Linked DNA regions of Homo sapiens: region 2 is linked to region 1. A link is an interaction called in ENCODE POLR2A ChIA-PET data of the cell type or tissue named here. Cell type or tissue: PC-9. All regions are shown on one strand.

Region 1 (2,500 bases):
GGGTCTCAGCTCTAATGTCCCCTCCTCCAAGAAGCCCTCCCTGATCCCCCAGGCAGGCTCAGTCCCTCCTCTGGCTCCCACATCGCAGCCCTGGCCACTCCAGATCATCAGTGTCTGGGGACAGGTCTGTCCTGCTCATCAGACTGTGAGCCCTGGGAGGGCAGAGTCAGGGCTGTCTCAGCCACTGCTGGGTCCTAGCACTGCTTAGCACGGGCCAGGCACCCAGTAGGAGCTTAGAGAGTGACAATTGGGTGAGAGGCTCTTGGCATCCTGAGCTACTGTGTTTTCAGGCTTTAATTCTTTTTTTGTTCTTCTTTTTTTTTTTGAGACAGAGTCTCACCCTGTCGCCCAGGTTGGAGTGCAGTGGCGCGATCTTGGCTCACTGCAACGTCTGCCTCCCGGGTTCAAGCAGTTCCCCCACCTCAGCTTCCCTAGTAGCTGGGATTACAGGCACCTGCCACCACGCCTGGCTAATTTTTGTAATTCCTGGCTTCTAGGTTTCTAATTCTGATTTTCTCCTCCAGAAAGATCCCCAGCAGGCCCTCAAGGAGCTGGCTAAGATGTGTATCCTGGCCGACTGCACATTGATCCTCGCCTGGAGGTGAGATGAGGGCTTCCCTGCCTCATTCAGGCTCCACCTGGGATTGGTCCCTGCTCCCCCATCCCACCCTGCCCAGCCCTTCCCTTCTCCTTCCTGTGTGGGCCTGGTGCAGGCACTGCCTCTCTCTGGCCTTCAGTTTCCTCATCTGTAAAACAAGGTCTTAATTTTTTTTTTTTTTTTTTTGATACAGAGCCTCACTCTGTCCCCTAGGCTGAAGTGCAGTGGCACGATCTCGGCTCTGCCTTGGGGGTTCAAGCAATTCTGCCTCAGCCTCCCAAGTAGCTGGGATTACAGGTGTGCACCACCACGCCCAGCTAATTTTTTTGTATTTTTAGTAGGGACGGGTTTTGCCATGTTGGCCAGGCTGGTCTTGAAATCCTGACCTCAGGTGATCCTCCCGCCTTACCCTCCCAAAGTGCTGGGATTACAGGCGTGAGCCACTGTGCCCGGTTGGAAGCTGAACATTTCATGAGGTTGGCTTCTTGCTGCAGCGGGAAAATAAGCAGTGTTTCTGGTTTTCCTCCTGTCAAACCCAGTACAAACACTTTGTGTGCTGACTTCCCTTCCAAAATAGCTAACATTTCTTCAGCAGTGCCAGGCGTGGCTTTTGGCACTTACAGAGCATTCCAGAGTATTCTCTGATCTTCAAAGTCATACCATCCTCCCCACTTTATTATTATTTTTTTGAGACAGGGTCTTGCTCTTTTGCTGAGGCTGGAGTGCAGTGGTGCTATCACAGGTTACTGAAGCCTCAACTTGACAGGCTCAGGCAGTCCTCCTGCCTCAGCCTCCCGAGCAGCTGAGACTAAAGGCACGCGCCACCACACCTGGCTAATTTTTAATTTTTTGTGGAGACAACACCTTGCTATGTTGTCCCGGCTGGTCTTGAACTCCTGAGCTCAAGTGATCCTCCTGCCTCAGCCTCCCAAAGTGCTGGGATTACAAGCATGAGCCACTATGCCTGACCACCCCACTTTACAGTGAGGAAACAGGCCCAGAGAGCAAACCACTGGCCCAGGGTTACCCAGGGAGAAGTGGGGTTGGGCTCCCAAGAGCTGGCCTGTAGCCAGAAAAGATATCAAGATGCGCCCAGCAGTGGTTACTACCAGGTTGTATTTGGCGGGGGATGGGCTGGAATTTTGATTTTTAGCAACCACAATTGTTTTTTTTTTTTTTTTTTTTTTTGAGACGGAGTCTGGCTCTGTCGCCCAGGCTGGAGTGCAGTGGCGTGATCTCGGCTCATTGCAAACTCCACCTCCCGGGTTCACGCCATTCTCATGCCTCAGCCTCCTGAAAAGCTGGGACTACAGGCGCCCGCTACCACGCCCGGCTAATTTTTTGTATTTTTAGTAGAGATGGGGTTTCACCATGTTAGTCGGGATGGTCTCGATCTCCTGACCTGGTGATCTGCTCACCTCAGCCTCCCAAAGTGCTGGGATTATAGGCGTGAGCCACCACACCCGGCCTTTTTTTTTTTTTTTTTCTGAAATGGAGTTTCACTCTTGTTGCCCAAGCGGGAGTGCAATGGCGTGATCTTGGCTCACTGCAACCTCCGCCTCCCGGGTTCAGGCGATTCTCCTGCCTCAGCCTCCTGAGTAGCTGGGACTACAGGCACGCGCCACCAAGCCCAGCTACTTTTTTGTATTTTTAGTAGAAACGAGGTTTCACCATGTTGGCCAGGCTGGTCTCGAACTCCTGACCTCAGATGATCTGCCTGCCTCATCATCCCAAAGTGCTGGGATTACAGGCGTGAGCCACCGCGCCCGGCCTAGTATTGGCAATTCTTATGACTGACCATAATGAAGCAAATCTATAATCTGATACCTCACCTCCCGGCTGCCCTGTATCCTGTTATCCCAGCCCCGAGGAAGCTGGGCGGTACCTGGAGACCTACAAGGC
Region 2 (2,500 bases), 240 kb after region 1:
GGGTGTGTATTGATGACCACTGGATGTCCTGGCTCGTAGTGGGTCCTCAGTGTGGACGTGTTGAGGAGGTGAATGCAGAGCCTGTGCCGTGGCAGGTGGGGATGGGTGGGGACTGGGATTCATTTGGCTTATGAGCAGTGCTAGCTCTTCCCTCCCTCCCCTCATATGAGTGCTTCCTGTGTGCACTCATGGCTTCTCACTCTTGATTTCATTTGATCTTCTGATGACCCAGAGAGGTTGGCATGGTCCTCCCCGATTTACAGATGAGGCGGCGGAGGCTTTGATGGACGGAGTTCCTTGCTCTCAAGTGGCAGAGTCAGGAGCGCGACCAGGCCTCCCACTTCCAAAGCCTGTGCTGTAAACTCTCACTTGCATTTCCCAGCATTTGCCCTGGGAAGGATTTTAATGGGTTTCTGTGGTCAAGCGAGTGTGGGAAACTGGCTTACTCAGCTCTGCTCACCACCAGCCTTTCAGAGCACACGAATGTGCCTGGGACCTTGGGCAGGGGTTCCCTACCCAGCTGCCACTACATTCCGATGCTGGAGTCCCACACCAGAGACTCTGACGAACCCGGTTGGGGTGAGGCCTGAGTGTCAGGCCTCAGAAAGCTCCCAGGTGGCTCTCGCTGCAGCTAGGGGTGAGAACTGCATCGTTTCCCCTCACTCCTTCCTCCTGGGGAGCCCCGTTTTTCAGGGGGCCTGTCATGAGAAACGGCTTCCTCAGTCCTTTCTCTTTATTGGCCCCACCTCCTCTCTCCATTCCTTCTCTTTGGCCCAAAAGGGTTCCTCTGAACCAGACAGGCCTCCCGTTTCCTGAGGGCGTCTGTGCAGTACTTGCACAGTGTTGACTGCATTTAGTCCTCAGGACAGCCCTCCCGATTCACAGAGGAGGGACCCTGTGCTTGGTAGAGGAAGGGATTTCGAGGTGGTTCAGCAAGACTCAAAGGCAAAATTAGAACTCAGGCTTCTGGCCCCAGGGCTTCTGGGTAGCGCAGGCCGCCTTTCCCACCAGCTTCAGAGCTCCTTGAGGACAGGGATGGTGGCTCCTTCATCTCTGTCCCCACAGCACAGGTGCCCAGGAGCCACAGCCAGTGTGTAGGGCTTTTGTGACCTCCTATCCTGCCTGGTACGGTGGTTATTTGTGGCCATTCTCCTGGGCTGTCACAGGTTGTGAACTGGAGGACCGGCCAGAGGGGCCAGGAAGGCCTTTGTTCTCTAAGGAGGAGAAGCCCTTGGAGGAAGCAGCCGTGGCTTTTCTACCTCAGAGGCTTTGAAGACAAGGGAAGCCTTTGGGCAAAGAGAGGATTCCCCTGAGTGCATGTAGTAAAGAGCTAAGGCGCTGTCACCCATTGTCTGAGACCAGGCCCGAGGCGCCCCGAGAATAGCCCTGCTGCGCCAGGCCTCCATCCACCACACCCCGAGAGTGCACTTGGGCAGCCCCTTATCTGAGGAGGGTGTGGGGCGGGCGGAGCGGCTGTCAGATAGGTCCCTGCCCGGAACACCGTCCTGAGCATCTGTGGCTGGGAGCTCCAGCGAGGCCCTCCTGGGAACTGGGGCTCCATCCCGAAGGCAGTGGGAGCCATAGCCGGGTTTAAACTGAGGTGCGCCTGGCTCAGATTTACATTCTAGAAATGTCTCCCTGGCCACAGGAATGGACTGGATGGAGATTGGCCTGGGAAGGGCCCCGCTGTTGCAGGAGCTTAAGGCAGAGGCTGTGGTGGGCTCAACCTTCCGGGCTGGGCCAGGGGACAGGATGGGGAGTTCTGAGTGGGCAGAGGCAGGATCTGGACTTGCTCAGGATGCCTTGCTGGACCAGGGAGGAGAGTTGAGGGCAACAGCAGGGAAGTCCTGCAGGCTTCTCGCACCCACCCCTCACTCACCCATCTGTGTGCCAGCACTTCTGTCTGTGTGCTTTTCTTAACCAGGGCTGCTCCTTCCCTGGGTTCCCCACCACACCCCTGGGCCTGGCACAGAGTGGCTCAGCAGGTGGGCGTTGAACAGGGTCAGCCTCTGCCCAGGAGCTAGCAGGTGCCTAGAGAACAATCGAGGGGTAGGGCAGACACAAGAGACAGGAAGGGGTGGAGCACATGGCCCCCACCCGCCTCCCTCCCAGTTCAGGGCAGAATGTTCTCTTAAAGGCAAAATTAGAACTCAGGCTTCTGGCCCCAGGGCTTCTGGGTAGCACAGGCCGCCTTTCCCACCAGCTTCAGAGCTCCTTGAGGACAGGGATGGTGGCTCCTTCATCTCTGTCCCCACAGCACAGGTGCCCAGGAGCCACAGCCAGTGTGTAGGGCTTTTGTGACCTCCTATCCTGCCTGGTACGGTGGTTATTTGTGGCCATTCTCCTGGGCTGTCACAGGTTGTGAACTGGAGGACCGGCCAGAGGGGCCAGGAAGGCCTTTGTTCTCTAAGGAGGAGAAGCCCTTGGAGGAAGCAGCCGTGGCTTTTCTACCTCAGAGGCTTTGAAGACAAGGGAAGCCTTTGGGCAAAGAGAGGATTCC

Evidence for each region. Peaks named below come from ENCODE experiments on the same cell type or tissue, not always from the same donor. Only the 100,000 strongest peaks of a DNase experiment are listed, where the experiment ranks them.
Region 2: POLR2A ChIA-PET joins it to region 1 with 5 read pairs; 4 of 35 experiments call an interaction of 5 or more read pairs at or near these places.

The regions. Positions count from the first base shown.
Region 1 is chr19:45,414,922-45,417,421 of GRCh38, reverse strand. ERCC1 (ERCC excision repair 1, endonuclease non-catalytic subunit) reads left to right here. Exons shown (of 10, transcript NM_001983.4): 6 at 525-601; 7 at 2,462-2,500. Among named protein-coding and RNA genes, the nearest start is that of ERCC1, 7.7 kb to the left of the region's middle. In PC-9, no CTCF peak of the experiment used is centred here; a DNase peak (open chromatin) is centred at 1,131; H3K27ac peaks cover 1,327 bases.
Region 2 is chr19:45,171,954-45,174,453 of GRCh38, reverse strand. All of the region lies in intron 1 of TRAPPC6A (trafficking protein particle complex subunit 6A), which reads left to right. Among named protein-coding and RNA genes, the nearest start is that of TRAPPC6A, 5.0 kb to the left of the region's middle. In PC-9, no CTCF peak of the experiment used is centred here; no DNase peak of the experiment used is centred here.